Linked DNA regions of Mus musculus: region 2 is linked to region 1. Evidence: chromatin contacts called from ENCODE Hi-C or POLR2A ChIA-PET data. All regions are on one chromosome and are shown on one strand. Each heading gives the region's core, a stretch centred on a gene start or an enhancer-like site at or near the end of the contact. The rest is flanking DNA. Distances are from core to core; before and after follow the strand shown.

Evidence for each region. A loop is a pair of places that touch in the nucleus more often than their neighbours do. ChIA-PET counts read pairs that join two places held with the same protein, here RNA polymerase II (POLR2A).
Region 2: a map of T-helper 2 cell shows a loop between it and region 1 (1.9-fold over the local background). The contact joins two enhancer-like sites. A Hi-C loop is called at or near these places in 13 of 37 maps with a recorded cell type or tissue (CH12.LX, T-helper 17 cell, T-helper 2 cell and 7 more). POLR2A ChIA-PET finds 5 or more read pairs at or near these places in 2 of 5 experiments (both embryonic stem cell).

What each region holds. Positions count from the first base shown.
Region 1 is chr5:135,792,067-135,796,524 of GRCm38, reverse strand. No RefSeq gene overlaps it. Among named protein-coding and RNA genes, the nearest start is that of Mdh2, 16 kb to the right of the region's middle. Within about 2 kb of position 2,069, at least 1 of the 3 ENCODE cell types and tissues checked has a DNase peak (open chromatin) inside an H3K27ac peak, as active enhancers do; it is heart, where a contact is called at or near this core.
Region 2 is chr5:135,832,798-135,837,255 of GRCm38, reverse strand. Srrm3 (serine/arginine repetitive matrix 3) reads right to left here. Exons shown (of 15, transcript NM_021403.3): 2 at 1,974-2,216. The coding sequence starts at 2,206. Among named protein-coding and RNA genes, the nearest start is that of Srrm3, 17 kb to the right of the region's middle. Within about 2 kb of position 2,120, at least 1 of the 3 ENCODE cell types and tissues checked has a DNase peak (open chromatin) inside an H3K27ac peak, as active enhancers do; it is heart, where a contact is called at or near this core.

The DNA of each region.
Region 1 (4,458 bases), core at 820-3,319:
CTAGCTCCAGGGATCTGACCCCTTCTCCTGGACTTCACATATACCTGCACACACATGCAATTCCCCTCTCTACCCCCGCAACATATAATTAAAAATAAAATCTGGTTTTAGATGGTGTACTGGCTGGTTTAGTGTCAACTTGACACAAGCTGGAGTTATCACAGAGAAAGGATCCTCCCTTGAGGAAATGCCTCCATGAGACCCAGCTATAACACATTTTCTCAATTAGTGAGTGATCAAGTGGGGAGGGCCCAGCCCTATGTGGGTGGTGCCATCCCTAGGCTGGTAGTCCTGGGTTCTATAAGAAGGCAAGCTGAGCTAGCCAGGGGAAGCAAGCCAGCAAGCAGCACCCCTCCACGGCTTCTGTATCCACCCCTGCCTCCAAGGTTCCACCTGTGTGAGTTCCTATCCTGACTTCCTTTGGTGATGAACAGCAATGTGGAAGTGTAAGCTGAATAAACCCTTTCCTCCCCAACCTGCTTCTTGGTCATGATGTTTGTGCAGTATTAGAAACCCTGACTAGGACAGATGGGTACCGGATACTGGAAGCACTTGGGTACTGATCAGTGGACTTAGGGGTCCTCTTGGCGTGTTCAGCAGTTACCCATTTACTAAAGGGAATTTTGGGATGATCTACAGGCGATGGCCTCAGACAGAGCAACAACAGGTGACTTAAGTGGGCTACGGAAATGTCTCTTCCTCCCCAGTAGGTCAGCTATCCTGGGGTGACTATTTTCAAGAGGTTCTCCACTTCTGGCATCTGCTTCTGTCTGCCCTGCAGTGACCCCAGTTAGATGGCATAACAGAATGAAGAGGGTCAAGAGAGAATGTGATCTAGTCAACTGGCTAGGATCCCCTTGTGTTAGAGAAAAGGAGACAACAGTTCTCTCTCTCTCTCTCTCTCTCTCTCTCTCTCTCTCTCTCTCTCTCTCTCTCGGTCAGATTTGTCATTTTTATGTATATGTCTACCTGCACAGTCTTTTGTTTTGGTTTTTAAAATATTTATTTATTTGCTTTATGTACGAGTTCTCAGCTTTCAGACACACCAGAGGAGGGCATCGGATTCCATTACAGACGGTTGTGAGCCACCGTGTGGTTGCTGGGATTTGAACTCAGGACCTCTGGAAGAGCAACCAGTCATCTTAACCACTGAGCCATCTCTGAGTCCCCTACCTGTGCAGATTTATGTGCAGCACCTGAGTGCAGGAGTCCCCAGAGCCTGGAAGAGGCCGTTGGATCCTCTGGAACAGTCCACACCTGAGTGCTAGAAACTGGACTCAGGTCCTCCGGAAGAGCAATAAGCCTCTTACTGGGAGCTAACAATAGCCTTTTAAAGTAGGTTCAGGCGATCTATCCTGAGCCCAGAATACAGGCCCCAGGCCAGGTCTCTGGCCTCAGATGTCTGCAGAAACTGCAGGGCAGACCTGGGCCTGTCCCCACTCCTGTCCCCTAGGTAGCTTTCTTCTACACTGGGTTTGAATATCAGCCTCCTTTCTCCTTGGATATCAGCATTGTCCTTGTCCAGTGTCCAGAGCGTTGGAGGCAGGAAAAGCCCATAGACAGTCTGGCCACTCCCTCAAACCTACAGAGACTCAGAGCTTTGCTTTCCGACCTAGGGGCGTCTTTCCTTGGCCCTCCCTTTATTGTTTGCTCTTACTCTGGCGGCTGGCGACTGTCCCCTCCCTTCTGCCTGGATGAGACAAGACCAGACAGCACGGCTAGCCTGATTTGGCTCTGGAATGCTAATCTCACTCCCGAGTGACCTAGTCTGCCTGGAAACTATGCACAGCATCGGCCTCTCGCCCCCTCTTCTGGCCACAGAGGGAACTGCAGAGTCTGGGCCCGGAAGCCTGGACACCACAGCGAACTCACGAAAACTCACTAAATTGCTCTCCTTTTCATTTTCCAATGCGACCGTGGTTCCTTCCCCTGACCCCAGCAATCTTCTACAATCCATTTGTTCTCATTCGGGTCCCCCACTGCCTCGAAGCTGCTAAGGACTGCCTCTCATAATGGCTTGCATAATGAGCACATTAACACTCCAATCACCACCCTCGCCTTGCTTTGCTAGTCAGGAAACAGGAGGTGGTCAGGGAGGGAGTTAACTGGATGGACATTCTACAAGAACAGTACTAGCTTTTAGCTGCTAAGTCATCCCTCCAGCTCTTCCTGGTCTTCCACTGACCCCAGAGCTCCCTGATTGGCTAGCCTGGCTGGCCAGCAAGTGCCAGGAATCCTCCTGTCTCCGTTCTACCTCCAATTTCCTCAGTGCTGTGGTTACATGTGCATAATGCCACACCTGGCTTTTTCTGTGTGCTCTTCGTCTGTGTTTAAGTACTAGGTATTTCCCCCACTGAGCATCTCCCCAGTGGCGCTGAGAGGGAGTGGAAATGGGGCTGAGAAGTGAGTTGGCCCTTCCCAAGCTGCTTACAGCCACCCCGTTGACTCTCAGGCTCTCTGTTGTGTTCTTGCATCGTGGAGTGCCGGCCTTTGGCTAGGAGTCTCTTGGCACTTTCCCGGAATGTAGTCTAGAGCCCACTTCGCATGCAAAGAGGATCTTTCTCATTGGACTGAAGCAGCTTCAGTCTGTGGCCTAACACCAAATTGTGAAGTTATTTAAAACATCGAGTCATCTCCCTCTTTTGTTAGATTTATATTTGTGTGCACGTGTGTTCAGGTGTGTTTGTCTGTGTGTGCACTTGTGTGTGGAGGTCAGAGGTCAACTTCAGGTGTTCCTCAGAACATCCAGTCTGTCCATCTTGGTTTTGAGACAGTCTGTCTCATGGGCCTGCCACTCAGTGATGTGACCAGGTTGCCTGGCCAGTGAGTCCTGGGGGTTCAAACTCACGGCCTTGTGCTTATGAAGAACATGTCCTCTACCAGGGAACTGTCGACCTTATGCAATGTTTTCCTTACTAGATTGTGGGACTTTTGATGAGGAACCTTGTAGCTGGCAAGGCCTTAATCTCAGGCTCAGAAGTTTGGACACACTTGCTCCTTCGCTGCCTGAAATGCTAGCCCAGCACTCTCCTGTGTGAGCAGGCTGCCAAGGAAGACTGGAGATCCCTGCTCTGCCTAGACATCTGGGGGTGTCTTTTCTGGAGCCTTGGGGTCCCAGCCCTTCACCTTCATTTCTCCTGCTAGTTCTGAGACCAGAGCTGTCAGGCGAGACCTGACAGGCAGGAGCCAACACCAATGTGGCAGTGGGACCTGAGATCCCAGCGCTCAGAAGGATTTTTCACCTTAAGCGGGATTTTGTATTACCTTAAACATAGTGAGACTGTCAAAAAAGCATGTAGCCAGAGGACATAAAGGTCATTGCTTTCCTACTTTCACTCTTGCCATGGAGTTTTTGCTGGGTGGTATGTGTTTATGTGGTGATGCTTCGTGGCTGGTTTCTTTTCTCTTCCTCTTTAGGTTGAGACAATGTTTCTATATGTAGCCCTGGTTGTCCTGGAACTATGTAGACCAGGCTGGCCTCCAGCTCAGAGATCTGCCTGCCTCTGACTCCTGGTGCTGGAATTAAACACCTCGCTTTGCTACAATTTGTTTCTAATACCAATTTTTTTAAAGGAAGATTATTTTATGTATGTGAGTACACCTTAGCTATACAGATGTTTGTGAGCCTTCATGTGGTTTTTAGGGATTGAATTTTTAGGACCTCAGCTCACTCTGGTCAATACCGCTCGTTCAGTCCCTGCTTGCTCCAGCCCAAGCTTCATTTATTATTATACATAAGTACACTGTAGCTGTCTTCAGACACACCAGAAGAGTGTGTCAGATCTCATTACGGGTGGTTGTGAGCCACCATGTGGTTGCTGGGATTTGAACTCAGGACCTTCGGAAGAGCAGTCATCTTACCAGCCCCCTCTAATACCAATTCTAACTGTGCATAAGTTCACTAAGTTATATGGACTTTGGGTCTACATTTTTGGGTGTGTGATACTTTTATTTACTTAAAGGATTTTTTAATAATAAAGTCTATACAAAAAAAAAAAAAAAAAGGACTAACCAGGATTGGGCAGATGGTCCAGTCAAGTAGAGCGCTGACTAGTCATGCAAGAATGAGAACCTGCGTTTGCTCTCCAGCATCAGTTGTTCCCCCTCTCCCCACTTCCCTCTCGCACCAGGCCTTTAATTTTCTCATTACACATGGTTGTGAGCCACCATGTGGTTGCTGGGATTTGAACTCATGACCTACGTAAGAGCAGTCAGTGCTCTTAACCCCTGAGTCATCTCAACAGCCCAACAGCCCTCCAGTACCAATCTTAAAAAAAAGAAAGAAATAGGGCCTGGAGCTATCCCAGCCTATGCCAGCACCCATGGGGCAGCCCTGAAATATGAGCAGTGACCATCCACAACCAAGAGATCACTAGACCTTAGCTCCAGCCTGTCAGGTGAAAGGAAGGTTGCAGAATTGAGGCACAAAGGAGGTGGTTCTGTTTCTCCCCTCCTGGA
Region 2 (4,458 bases), core at 871-3,370, 41 kb before region 1:
AGTCTGGGTTGACCTCAAACTGGCCGTGTAGTCAAGAATGACCTCAAGTTCCCAATCTGTGTGCTTCTCCCTCTGTGACACTGAGATTGTAGAGAAACGGAATCCAGGGCTTTAGGCGCACTAGATGATGCTAAACCTCATCCCCAGCCCAAGGCCTGGGTTTTAGTGAAACTTGAAGTGTCTCCTATGATAGGGGTCAAGGGCTCTCTCTGGAGCCTATAGATCCTAGGCAGGCTCCCGTATTCAGGCCTGTGTCCATTGGGAGTGTTGATGTCTCACTAAATTCACTTAGCACTAAACAATTTTAAAAGTTTATTTTAATTTATTCATTTATTTTTGGCCAGGCATAGTTGCCTTTAATCCCAGCACTCAAAAGGAAGAGCTGGGGAATCTCATAGTTTGAGGCCAGTCTGGTCTACATAGCAAAGTTCCAGGTTAGTAAATTATTATTTATTTAATGTGTATGCATGCATGCATGCATGCATGCATGCGTGTTTGTGCATGTGTGTGTCTGTGTGTGTGTGCGTGCACGCACACGTGTGACTGAGGACATGAGTGACTTCTGAGCCCAGGACCATCCATCTCAGTGACTAGATTAAGGGAAAACCACAGTTTAAAGGTCATGGAGACTTTGCAGGAAGCCTGGTTACTTAGAAAAACCCCTGCGTTTTCTTCCCTGACTAGCTCGGCATCTCTATCCATTTTATAGATTGTGGAAACTGAGGCCTTGAGTTGTCATTTAAGTTTATTCATCTTTATGCTTTCAACACTGGGTGTGTGCATCCGGGCATGGGGCATGTATCCCTGTGGCTTCTGTGAGTCCAGACCCTGCTTCCTTGCTGGATTAGGCTGCTGCTTCCCAGGACCCTTCAGACTCAGCACCAGGCTCCAAACGAGGCACCCAGCTCTCCCTGAACACTTCAACCCTATTCCAACCCTGCCCTCGCTCGGCCCAACCTTTTTCTGACTCAGCCAAGGTCAGGACTGCAGGCTAGGCTCAACGTTCAATCAGCCTCATCAGAAGCGGCACCTGCCACAGGCTGGATCAGGCCCTGGCCACATTCCAATTTTTCTTCTAGATCCACTCACCATGCCAGGCCAATCTCCCTGCTCAGTCCAGGTCTCGACCACGCCCCCACCCTGTTGCACCAATATCCATTACGTACAGGTCAGGTTCTCTCAATCAGAACAGTCGCGCTCCAACAGCTCCCCCAACCCCCGTTGGTGTACCAAACTCCAGAGTGCAACCCAAGCTCATGCCCATCGCAGTCCTGGCTCCACCCACCCCGTCCTCACCCCACGTTGCTCTGCCACACAAAGTCTCTGGGCACAGCTCTACCACTGCCAAGTTCTCAGACAAATAGCCTCGCACTCCTCCCGGAAGTAAAGCTTGACCATTCTCTGTCTAGGCGCCCCTCTGGAGAGTTTAGCTACACCCCTACTCCGCCATTCCTCCCCATGTCTCCATACTTACATCCACACTCTTGCTCTGGCTTTATCCTACCTTACTCCTGCCAGACACTATGCCTAGCCCCGCCCCTTCCTCTGCACCCAGCCTCCGTGCATGCTGGACCGCTGCTTAGACTGGCTGTGCCCATTACAACCACATAACAACCATACCCCCTGTCGGGCCCCGCCCTTGCCCACTTCTCCAAGCACAAAGCACATCCCAACCACGCCCCTATTCTAACTTCTCCTCACCGAGTACTCCTTCTCTGGTCTCGCCCCGCCCCATTCTGCTCTGATTCCCGCTACTATATCCAACCACTCTCCGGTCTGTCTCTGCCCTGCCACGCTGCACCAAGTCCCGAAGCGTAACCACCGCCCTACCACTCCTTGCCTTAGCCACGCCCCACCATGCTCACCACGCCCTAGCCCCGCCTCTGACAGTTCCAGCGCCAAGTGCTGAACAGTTTGATCTCGCCCCACCCACATCTCCTTTGGCCCCACCCCTCCCGCCACGCCCTACTCACCCCTGCTCCTCCATCATCTCCTGCAACTCCATGCACTTGAGCTCCACGCGCCGCTTGCGTTCGTGGTCCAGGATCTCCCGGTGCGCGCGCTTCACCAAGCCGGGCTCGGCGGCGCGCAGCTCCTCCTCCGCGCGCGGCCAAGACCCGGACGAGGCGCCGGGCTGCGGGAAGCCATTAGCAGCATCCGGTGGAGCTGGCATGCCGGTAGCCCCGTTGTTCACGGTGGAGGACATGACACAGGTCCTGCGGGACAGATAAATCACAAGGTGGGGTGGTCACTCACCTCTCGGCCATTGGCTAAGCTCTTTCTCTGTGACTTAATCCTGAAGGTTTAGGGCCCACTCGCGGCTCTAATCCGCTTGTTCTCACGCTGTAGAGGGAGGGGCGAGTACCATCACTTAAGGACGTGAATGTAATTCACACCAGTCTTCCCCCATCTGTACAGTGGGTGGGTGCAGGCCAGATCTTTGTATTTTGTTTTTCCTTCACTTTTTTTTTTCCCCTCTTAGACAAGGTTTCCTAGCCCAGCCTGGCCTCCAACTCACTGCGTAGTCAAGTGTGACCTTAAACTTCTGATCCTCCTGCCTCAGTCTCCTAAATGTTGGAGCTTACAAGCATGCACCATCAGACCCTGTTTATGCAGTACTGGCGATGGAACCCCAGGCTTTGTGCATGCTAGGCAAGCACTCTACCCGCTCTGCTCCAGCCCCTCCAGTCCCGAATGCCTAAGAGAAAATCTTCTATGAAGCTAGTGACATGGCCCAAAGGCTTTGTAAAGGCATTTGCCACCGAGCCTGGCTAGAGTTCAAAGCTCAGAACACAAACACCCACACACAAACACACCACACCACACACACACACCACACACCACACACACACTACACATACCATACACACATACACACACACACCACATACACCACACCACACATACCACACACACACACCACACACACACACACCACACACACACACACACACACACACACACACACACACACGTGTGATAGAAGTAGAGAACCAACTCTTGCAAATTGTCCCCTGACCTCTGCATACTGGAACTATGGCACATGCACACACAACCCAATAAATAAATGAGCAACAAACGATTTTTTTGTTTTTGTCTTTTTTTTTTTTGATTGCTTGTTTGTTTTGTTTTATTTTTATCAAGACAGGGGTTCTCTGTGCAGCCCTGGCTGCCCTGCAACTCTCTCTGTGGACCAGGCTGGCTTCCAACTCAGAGATCTGCCACCTCTCCCTCCTGAGTGCTGGGATTAAAGGCATGCACCACCATGCCTATCGAGCCTATTAATTTAAATTTTTAAAAATCCGATTTTCTGGTGCTGGGATAGAACCCAGGACTTCATAAATGACAGGCAGTCTACCACTGAGTTACAGCTTTAGCCTTATTTTTTTTTTTAAGATACTGCTGGGTATGCAGTGACTTATGACTTTGGTCCTAGCACTTGGGAGGCAGAAACAGGCAGATCTCTGAGTTGGAGGCCAGCTTAATCTACAGAGAGTTCTAGGACAGCCAGGGCTACACAAAGAGAAACTCCGTGTTGGAAAAACAAAACCAAAAACAACTAAAATAAAAAGATATTAAGAACTTATTTTCTTTTAGGTGTGAAAGTTTTGCCTGCATGTATGTATGTTCACCACATGTGTGCTTGGTGCCCGAGTTGGTCAGAAGAGGATATCAGATCCTCTGGAACTAGGTTTGTGGGGAGTTGTGAGCCATCATCTGGGAATCGAACTTGGGTCCTCTGCAAGAGCAACAGACAGGTTCTCCTGACCACTGAACCATCTCTCCAGTCCAGCTTCAGCTGTTTTGTTTGCTTGCAGTGTTGGTATTCGAACCCAGGACCTGCCAGGTAAGTGCTTAACATCTTGGCTGCATCTCCAGCCACCGGGCTCACTTTGAACCAGCCATAGCCCAGGGCCCTGTTCTGACTCTGGTCAGTATACTTCTAATTTCCAGTCTGCGTCTAAGGCAACCCTGCAGGAATGGGCATTTCTCCAGTTTCATTCTCTTCCCACTCTGGGTGTACTTTCAGTCTTTTCTGCATCTGGCTAACTCTCCCAAAGCTAATATTGCAGGAGGTAGTTTCAATAGGAGCACCTCTCCTTTGTTCTGGAAATACTGCTCCCAAGGTCTGCCCAAGGTGACATGGAAAATTAGCTTTCCAGAAAGCCATGTCCTCTTGTGTGCTAGGGGTAGGGCAGAGGCATCTTTTGGAGGCAATAAGTAGAACACACACACACACACACACACACACACACACACTCGACCTCTATCTTAACAGAGGGAACCGCCTCCTAAGCTATTTCCGGGTCCTTTCTCCAAGGCTCTGCTAGTTGCTAAGCAACTGAAGGTCTCATTCTCAGGGTGTGGGATGCAAAGGATAGAGGGAAGGGTTGGGCATGTATAGATTGGAGCCATCTCAGTAACACTCTTTCCTCTCGCCTCTCTGGGGATGGAATC